2 separate regions of the Mus musculus genome follow, and region 1 is linked to region 2. A link is a loop called in an ENCODE intact Hi-C map of the cell type or tissue named here. Cell type or tissue: heart. All regions are shown on one strand.

Region 1 (5,000 bases), 78 kb before region 2:
AGCTGAGCTTCAGTGCCAGGGGGTAGTGATTGAGACCTTCTGTAAGTTCCTAATGCAGCCAAGACTGAGTGTGATTTTACCAAGGGGGTAAGTCCCCACAGTGGTCAGCTTTTGGAAAAGTACCTTCCTCCTGTGCATAAGCACTATGGCTTTCTGTGAAGACAGATATGCATGTGTATATGCCAGCATGTATAGGCAGAAACCCAAGGTCTGTCTGTGTTGGATGCCCACCAATGGTCCCTTCTAGTTTCCTGGATTCTACAGATGCTCTAAGTCAAACACACAGCTAAAAGATTTGACACTGGGCTCCACATGAATTATCCATTCATCAGCTGAAAAACACCTAAGCTGTTTCCAGATCCAGCTCTTGAGAATAGAGCAATGTTGAACATGAACGAGCAGGTGTATTTCTGGAGTAGACAACAGGGTCCTTTGGGTATATACCAGGAATGAATCGTCTAACTGGGCCATACAGTAGGTCTGTTTGTAGTTTTTTGAGTGACCTCTGCACTGATTTGCATAGTCAGCCCAGCCTTTTACATGGACTCAGGTACTTGTGCTTACTTGTGACACAGGTACTTCATTAACTGAGCCATCTCCCCAGTATGCCCTAGGTGTCTTAAAGCAAACCTTTCCATCTTCCATTGCTCTGTTTTTCTTATTTTGTGTTTGTTTTCGATGTTGTAGTCAATTTTTGAGACAGTATATAATAGCCCTGGCTGTTGTACATAGTCCAACATCAGGTAGACCAGGGTTGCCTCGAATTCAGAGATCCACCTGCCTTCGCCTTCCAGTTATCATAGACCAGACAGTGACAGTACTAAGTTTGTTCCGCCACTGTTTGCAGCCTTTCAGAAAGCATGTAAGCTTCTCTGAGTGGGCACACTTCCTTTGGAGTGCTGTGGGGCTGCATCTTTCACTGCTAGGGATTGTCTTTGACTTGCTGGTAAATACTGTCTTGTTATTAGGCTGTACAGCATGCTAGCATCTTATTTGTCATGCCTTACACTTTTCTCTAAGTCCATTCATTTCTTTGATTTAACCATCTTATTAACATAATAAGCTGTGTGCTCTAATCTTTATGTTAGACATTTATTCAGGAATCTGATTAATGGTTATTTCATTGTTACTTACTAGCTATGTAACAAAACTTATTTCATTAACAATTTTCCCATCTGTAAAATATGTAGACTTATATAGACTTTTCTGCTATAGTTTGAGTAGTAAATGCTTTTGAAGATAAATGTGTGTGTTTAGGTATATAGTTGCATATATAACATACTTAGAACTAGGATTGGTAAGCATTCTGAAGTGTTTGCTTTTGTGTTTAAGTGTATAGATTGAATTTGGCTGCCTAAGACCTGAGCAACCGACAGCACAAGTGGACATATTGAAGGGGGGAAGGTCTCCGAATGCCCCACCCCATACATGTGTCTGATTGCTGACAGAGAATTAGTCTTCCCCAGGGAGGTGCCCCCTAATTGATTATCCTTTTTTTTTTTAACTTTTTATTGGTTTGTGAATTTCATTTTATGTATTCCAATCCTACTTATCTCCCTGTCCCTTCATATCTTTCCTCTGCCCTTGCAACTCCCCCACCCCCAATAAAATAACAATAACAGTGACAACTACAACAAAAACCAAAGGGAAAAAATCTCCTCTTGGAAGCTGTAATGTGTCACATAGTGTACCCTTTTGTCCGCAAGTCTTTACTTGTAGATACTCATTACATTGAATCGTTGTCAGTACCGGATCCTCACTGGGTCTCCTCTCGGATATCCTGTTGTTGCTCTGTGTCATGGAGATCCTGCAGCACAATTTAGTCCGTAAGACAGCCCCTTAAATCGCTCCAGTTCATAGATGGGGTAGATGTTTTGGGATGGTCCAAAGCCCTGTCTGTATCTGGGCCTGAATAGTAGCTGAGTTAACCCACACCACCAGGGCAAACTCTCCAGCACTGCCCCAGCTAGCTCACCCAGTGCTACAGCCAGTGAGGGGCAGGGCCTGCTCTCATGGGGTTGGGAGGGTTACCAATTGGTTATATAATAGAATGTGATCAGCCTTAAAGTCATACACATATAACACTAAAAGAATTCAATAGGTTTAATTACATATTTAGTGCATTTATATTTGTATATATAACAATAATAAAAGAAAAGAGGTCATAATTTAAGGGGATATGGAAAGGATGGAAAAGAGGGAATGATATGATTCTATTTTAATTACCCTGCTAAGAGGCAAGAAGCTTGGATATACTGTCTATGATTGAGTAACTACTTTTCACTGACACCCTGTGATAGCAACATATGGATTTTGGGTAAACATTTCCATCTTCCAAAGTGTTTAAGTAAATAGCTTTTTATTTTTTCCTGAGATATGCACTAAGTTTTTTTTTCATTTAGAAATAGACTTTTTAATGTCTAAATTGCACCATAATTTATTGAAGTATGCTAAAATTCTTTATTCTTTGGGATATACAAGTGTTTATCAGAACTCTGTTATTTAACTTTTCCAAGTAGCTTAACTCACACAGAAAGTGTCATGCATGCTGATGCTATAAAAATGTGTGTATTGGGGGTCTTGCAGACTGGTGGTTACTCTTTCTAAACTTGTCCCTTTTTACTTCTTTATAATTAGTATAGGTCTTTCAGATATGAGTCTGAATTTATTTTGTTTGTGTGGGTGTTGCCTGCATGTATGTCTGTGCACCATGTATACACCTAGTGCTCAAGGAGGTCAGAACACAACAGCTCTCCTGGTGCTGCAGGTGCTGAGAACTGAACTTGGGTTCTCTGAAAGAGCAGCAAGTACCCCCCCTCCCCCTTTTGTTTTAAAGATTTATTTTATGTATGTTGCTCTCTTCAGTTACACCAGAAGAGGGCATCAGATCTCATTATGGTTAGTTGGGAGGCACCATGTGGTTGGTGGGAATTGAACTCAGGACCTCTGGAGGAACAGCTCTTAACTGCTGAGCCATCTCTCTAGCCCCACCCCCCACCCGAGCTGACTCTGGAGCAATGAAAGTCTAAGCAGAGTCTTACAGCTTCACAGTCATAAGTTTGCCTCTCTTCTCCCAGGCTGTGATTTTTCAGTCAGGTAGGTGTGTAACAGTTCTCTCGATCCCACTCAGCTGTTGTTCTTCACATAGTTGCACTGTGGCTCCTGGAGTTCCCATTGCTGTTCTCTGCTCAGCCTCAGCCAGGACTCCTGGTGCTTGCTCACTCCTTAGGTCCTTGTGTTTACTCCTGTCTTCATATCATCACGCCTGTGATGCCCCCAAAACACTACTTCTGTAGCATTTCTCTGTCAGCTCAAATAAATTAGTGCTTTTTTATTTTCTGATGTCTGTATGCCAATTCTTGAAGTTTCAAAATTGCCTCTTTGTACTTGCCTGCAGTGGTTTGTTCTGTATTGATTGGACTTGATCAGAGGCTGCTATGGGTCAGAGCAAGCTTCACTCACAGCCTTCTCCCTTTGGTGCAGTGTTGTGCTGCGCTGCACTCTATGGTGTTGAAGTATCTGAATGTCCCTGTATTAATAGTGAACGTGTTGTACAGGATCACATTAGGCTGTTTTCAGGCAGGTAATATACTTTGAGCATATTTTCCCCACTATGCCATGCACTATTACCTTTGCCTCGGCAGCCTTCCCCACCCACTAGTCCTCAGGACTCCAGCTTTCTAATCTTCTTTCTCATGTGCATGAGTGTTTTGGCTGCATGTCTGCACCACATGCATTAGTTCCCCAGAGGCCAGGAAGGAAGTCAGGTCTCCGGAACAAGAGTTACAGATGCTTGTAAGCCACCACGTGGTGCTGGAAATTGAACCCAGGGTCCTCTGGAAGAGCAGCCAGTGCTCTTAATCTCATTGCCATTTCCCCAGCCCTATGTATAATTTTTTTATTTGTCTGTACAGACTATTAGAGATATCCATGTAGCCTCTTGTTTCCCCTGAACTCACAGCTTCCCTCATTATCAGTGTCTATGACAGAACAGTATATTCGTTGAAATGAGTAAACCAGCGTTGTCACATCATCAGCACCCAAAGCACATAGATTACATCAGAGTCACCAGCAATGCTATACACTCTGGGTTTGCACAAATTTATAATGACATCTGTTTGCCAGTAGATCTGTGTACCATACAGAGCAGCCCTACTGTCTTAGACCCTCTGTGTTCCACATATCTATTCTTTCCTCCAACCTGTCACCTGGCAACTACTGATTTTTTTTTTAAGTGTCTTACTATTTTTGCCTTTTCCAGAGTGCCAGATACTTTGATTCATGGCAGAGTTCCCCTTCAGACTGGCTCCTTTCAGTATTAAGTACTACATATCTTCATTTTCTTTATAGTACAGAATAAAATCCATTGTGCATTCTACAATTTATCCACTCATACACTAAAGGACGACTTACTTGCTTCCATGTAGAGTAGACTCAAGTTTTCACTTCCTTTGGAACTTCAGATCATCTAAGTTGTCAGACTCAAGGCTGAATGTGGTGGTGTATAACTATAATTCCAGCACTTGGGTGGTAGAGCCAAGAGGAGCTCACAATTTTGAGCCCAGTCTTGGCTATATATAGTGAGTTTGAGATCAACCAGACTACATAGTGAGACCCTGTCTTAAAAGAAACGTTGCCAGAGAGGATCTGAGAAAAGTTGGAAAAGAAGGAATGTGACTTGTTGTTGTTGTTGTTGTTAGTGGTAATAATAAAGAAGGGTTCGGCTGAGAGAGGAAAGGGAGCACAGGTTGGGGGCAAACTGTCCTCCCAGGTAGCTGTGAAGGGAACTTGTTAGTACTCCACTCCCCAGCCCCAGCCTTGGTACTGTCAGAACTCTGGACTGTGGCCATTGTTGTACGGTTACTTTAATAGTGGTGTGGTGTTCCACATCATTTCATCCATCTATCTTCCACCTCATCACCTTTGTGAAGAGTTTTATCAAGGTATTTGAATTCTTAGTTTTCTAGGCTTTTCTGTTTGTATTTGTTGTTTTGAAACAA
Region 2 (5,000 bases):
AGCATGAGAGGTGGGAGAAGGGAGTGGCTCAGGAGAGGGAGTCGGGTCGTAGGGCTGGCTCCATGGGTAAAGGCACTTGCTGCCAAGCCTGGCCACCCGTGCTCCATTCCTGGAATTCACATAGTGGACAAAGAAAACTGACTCCCACAAGTTCTCCCCTGACCTCTCTATATGTGAACCCCTAGCACAGGCACCAGGTTGTAGTTTAGTAGTGAGTAAGCAGGAAAGGGGTGAACACCATATCGAATTATAAAAACAGAACCGGAAGCAATCAGGTGTGACCCACCAGACCCCAGCTTCTCACTTGCTTAGCTCAGCTTCGAGGTTCTGTGCTCAGGGACTGCGTGAAGAGCCACGCCTTCTTCAAGAGGGAAGGGGAAATGGGTCATGTGCATAGAGAAGGGTCTGTAGTGCATGTGAATAATTTATAAGTGCCCTACAGACTCCCCTGCAGGCAGCCTGCAGGGAGGCATTCCCTTTCTGTTGAGGTCTCCCTTTCCAACAACTACTTTACCTTGTGTCAAGTTGACGTGAGACTAGCCAGCACCTGGTAGCTCTGGATATGCCTTGGATGGGACTGGAATCTGATAAGGTGAAATTAGGAGCCACCAAAAAGAAAAGAAAAAGACAAAGCCAAGCGATTACAGATAATAACTTTAAAAAGGTTTGTTTGTGTATTTATTTATTTTTTTTTCCGAGACAGGGTTTCTCTGTGTAGCCCAGGGTTTCTCTGGCTGTCCTGGAACTCACTCTGTAGACCAGGCTGGCCACGAACTCAGAAATCCGCCTGTCTCTGCCTCCCAAGTGCTGGGATTAAAGGCGTGCGCCACCACTGCCTGGCACAAAGGTCTATTTTTTAAATGACAGTTATGTAATTCTGGTTGCCACTGTGTATTTGAACAGCACACTGATGAGTATTGCAGTTGTTTGTACTTAGTGTTATTTTGTAGATTCTTAATTGGATTTATAGATTACTGGGCCGGGCGCTGGAGAGATGGCTCAGCGGGTAAGAACACTGACTGCTCTTCCAGAGGTCCTGAGTTCAAATTCCAGCAACCACATGGTGGCTCACAACCATCTGTAATGAAATCTAATGCCGTCCTCTTGTGTGTCTGAAGACAGCTACAGTGTAGTTATATATAATAAATAAATAAATCTTTAAAAACAATGAAGTATATCTTAAAATAACTATTCTGTTTGTTGAATATCAACAGTTGAAAATATTAAAATCATGTTCTACAAAAAAAAATCTTTTAAAAAAAAGAGATTACTATATCAAATGAGCCTGGCCCTTTTTTTTTTTTTAAGACAGGGTCTCACAAACAAACAAACAAACAAAAAGTCCCCAAGCATGCTTGCCTCATCCCCGAGTCCCGAAATTGTGTTCCTGAGTCCACACCACACCAAGGACTTTACCCAAAGGGTGTGGGTGGGGAAGACTCCCTCGACCATGACTTTATCTTAGGGTTTTGTCTTGCAGCTGATTTTGGTGTGTCTGCCAAGAATCTGAAAACTCTGCAAAAGCGAGACTCCTTCATAGGGACACCTTACTGGTGAGTCGTGGGGCCTCTGGGGACATAGCAAGCCTAACACCCCGTGGTTAGTTGCCTCTGGGTGGATTGTGTGTGGGGCACGCGGTGCCAGTTCAGAGCCCTTAGTCAGCCGCTCAAACTGTGTGTGTCTAGCATCTGCTTCTCTTCTGGGTACTCCTGCGCCTAGCACAAGTGGCTTAGCTTCCCCACGCCCTCGTCTGTAAACTGGGGTTACAGTGGAAAGCACCCCACTAATAAACTAAACCGGATTCCTGAAAAGGTGCTTCAGCTCTTGGTTCGTCTAACACTTGTACTGAGTTTAGGGTGCTGGCTATGGGCGGGGTACATGAGAACAATGTAAATTCACTTCCTGTCCTCATGAGAAATCTCCCTGGGCCTCTCTTACGCCTGTTGTGTCTTGTCCTTTTTCAAAACTCTAACTTAAAATAAAAACCACCTATGAGAAGAGGGCTCTCTTGTAGAGGAAGACACCTGAAGTCTTGCTTTGGCCTCAGCCTGCAGATGTGTGGAGCTGGGCCCCACCTTCCCACACCTGCAGTGCATCCATTCAGGCTCAGGCATCCAATCTCCGGCTTATGCATCCAGGCTCAGGCTCAGACATCCAGGCTTAGGCTGCAGGAATCCAGGCTCAGGCTGCAGGCATCCAGGCTCAGGCTGCAGGCATCCAGGCTTAGGCATCCAGCCTCAGGCTGCAGGCATCCAGGCTCAGGCATCCAGCCTCAGGCATCCAGGCTGCAGGCATCCAGGCTCAGGTTGCAGGCATCCAGGCATCCAGGCTCAGGCTGCAGGAATCCAGCCTCAGGCTGCAGGAATCCAGCCTCAGGCATCCAGGCTGCAGGCATCCAGGCTCAGGCTGCAGGCATCCAGGCTGCAGGCATCCAGGTGGCACCCCAAGCCCAAGCTCTCACTCAGTTTCACACCTGATTACTTTGTGTTCTGTTTTTACAACTGGCCATGGTGTTCAGCCCCTTCCTTGCTTGCTTACTACTCTTAACTCTTTCTCTCCCACCCCTCCCGTTATTCCTTTCTCTTCTCTCCCATCCCCCTTTCTCTCTGTGATGTCCTGTTCTGTCTACCCCACTGTCCTACCTTGTTTGTTTTTTGCTGGAACCTTCGCCCCTCTGCCCTCACCCACCTGCCCCTTCCCCAGGACTCTGTTCTGGATGGCTGCTGCCACCTTGTGGCGGGCTCCAGGAACTGCAGCGGGCCGAGACCCTTGAGGAAGACAATAGGATGCCAGTAATTCAAATCATGGCTTCAAATACTGCCAAACCTCCAGTGTGGTGCTGGTGGTGTTCGAGACGCTGAAGCTACGAGCGGCATCCTCAGGGGCCCAATTCTTAGCCCTTATTGTTCCTTGGTTGGCTCAGGATGGCCCCTGAGGTGGTGCTGTGTGAAACCATGAAGGACGCCCCCTATGACTACAAGGCTGACATCTGGTCCTTGGGCATCACGCTGATCGAGATGGCGCAGATCGAGCCCCCACACCACGAGCTCAACCCCATGCGGGTCCTGCTCAAGATTGCCAAGTCGGACCCTCCTACCCTGCTTACACCCTCCAAGTGGTAAGGAGAGCTGTGTAATCCTGGAGGGTCGGAAGCCACTCCAGAGACGTGTGGTGCTGGGTCTGCGTGTGCACAGTGGACTCTAAAGTCGGGGATGGGGGGAACGGAGGAGAGGGCCACCTCCAGGCCTTTCTGAACTGCCCTCCTGAACTATACAAAACCTTAGACACGAGAGCAAGGCCAGTTAGCCAGGACGAGATCCCGTTATGTCCCGGAACATATTGAATAGGATCAGAGCCCAATCAGCCACATGGCCAGGCTGGGAATGGGGACTTAGGTTTAGATTCTGACACTGCCATGCTCATTCCCATCCTGCTTATGTTCCTTTTAGACGTCTGTGTCCTGGACAGTGGTGTGCATGATAAGAAGGCTGTCCCATGGACCCTGTCTCCACACACCCAGCCCTGGGCGTGCGGTGCCCGGGCTGTGGCTCACTCCTTACTTACGCCTGTCCTCCAGGTCTGTGGAGTTCCGAGACTTTCTGAAGATAGCCTTGGATAAGAACCCAGAAACCCGGCCCAGTGCTGCACAGCTGCTGCAGGTGAGGGAGATTCGTTGCATTGTTCCTCAGAGGCACCGGCAAGGTCAAGTTCTTAGCCGGCTGTGAGGTACGGTGCCCAATGTGAGGAATGCTCCATGTGTCCGGTGAACTCAGATGTGGTGGCTCACACCTCTAAGTCCAGCACCTGGGACAGACACAAGGTTTTGCATAGAGGCAAGAGGATCACTGCAAGTTTAAGGCCAGCCAGGAGCTTAGCAAGTTCCAGGCCAGCCAGAGCTGTTATGTAGAGAGACCCTTTCTCAAAAAGAAAAACAAAACAGAAGTGGATCCATCGCATGGGAGATTCTGACTTTCCTTCCACACTTCTGGTTCAAAATCAAATGTGTGGCCTTCCTCAAGGCCCACTTTCAGCATGGCGTGTTTGTTTGGGAGACGGAGCTGCTGTAAGGTGCAAAGGCCCCAAGCCTCTTGGGACCGGTTGCTTCCTGTAAATGGCACCTCCCGTGCCAGGGTATCCGGCCTGCCTGACATGGTCAGGGCAGAGACCAGCTGTCACCCGGAGCCTTGGCAGGAGCCAGGAATTCCACTTCCTAGCTGAAGCAGTGTCTGCCAGGGGATTCTCAGTGCGCAGTGGAAGAGCACAGGGCAGAGGGGGCGGGAGGAGGTCTGCCTCAGTTTACCCAGGTGCCCTCAAATGGGCTGGGGCTTCTCCAGTACCTCTTAAAATGTAGGGTGGGAGGGATACAGGGGTCTGCCAGACCTGAGGACAGTGGGCTCAAAGGGGAAGTCCTTGCCCAAGGTCATCTGGTTGGAATGGCAGCTTGGGGCACATCTTGGCTGTGGGCACCTCAGCCCTGTATCTGCTAATCCCTGTCCTTTTGTATCCTGTGTGGCCAAGCCACCGAAACTTACTAGAGCTGGTGGCTCAGTCATTCGTCTGCACAATTGTCCCTGGCCAGTGTCCTGCTGCAGTTGGTAACCTGGATCTGAAATTAGGGAGGGGTGTGAGGAGTTCCCTCTGTGCCTCCGTTTCTCCCTTGGTCGGGTAGGTAGCCAGGAAGTCTGTGTGTGGCGGACCCTGCTCACTAACAGTTCAGCGGCAGTTTTCATGGATTGGAGGTAGCAGGGAGCTCAGGATTGTCACTCATCATGCCGGGGCTAGCACCTTCTTTCTTGACAACTCCCACTCCCACCCTCACCCCTACCCCCACCCCCACAGCCAACGGCTCACTCCCTGTCTGCCGTGTTCACCTAGCACAATTGATGACTGTGGTGAGCTCTGGGCTCTCTGTTCCTTCTGTTTGCTGGAATGATCACAGCCAGCCTGTGGGGGCCCCTGGCTTCGTGCCTCAAGTTCAGTCCCTGAACTTGACCTGACCC

The links. A loop is a pair of places that touch in the nucleus more often than their neighbours do. Peaks named below come from ENCODE experiments on the same cell type or tissue, not always from the same donor. Only the 100,000 strongest peaks of a DNase experiment are listed, where the experiment ranks them.
Region 1: it touches region 2 in a loop (3-fold over the local background); 3 of 42 quality-filtered maps call a loop at or near these places.

Annotation. Positions count from the first base shown.
Region 1 is chr11:32,508,243-32,513,242 of GRCm38, forward strand. All of the region lies in intron 2 of Ubtd2 (ubiquitin domain containing 2), which reads left to right. Among named protein-coding and RNA genes, the nearest start is that of Efcab9, 17 kb to the right of the region's middle. In heart, a CTCF peak has its summit at 2,866 (motif pointing right); no DNase peak of the experiment used is centred here.
Region 2 is chr11:32,585,833-32,590,832 of GRCm38, forward strand. Stk10 (serine/threonine kinase 10) reads left to right here. Exons shown (of 19, transcript NM_009288.2): 5 at 1,481-1,553; 6 at 2,924-3,118; 7 at 3,578-3,659. Among named protein-coding and RNA genes, the nearest start is that of Fbxw11, 54 kb to the right of the region's middle. In heart, a CTCF peak has its summit at 2,742 (motif pointing left); DNase peaks (open chromatin) are centred at 2,749 and 4,183; H3K27ac peaks cover 855 bases.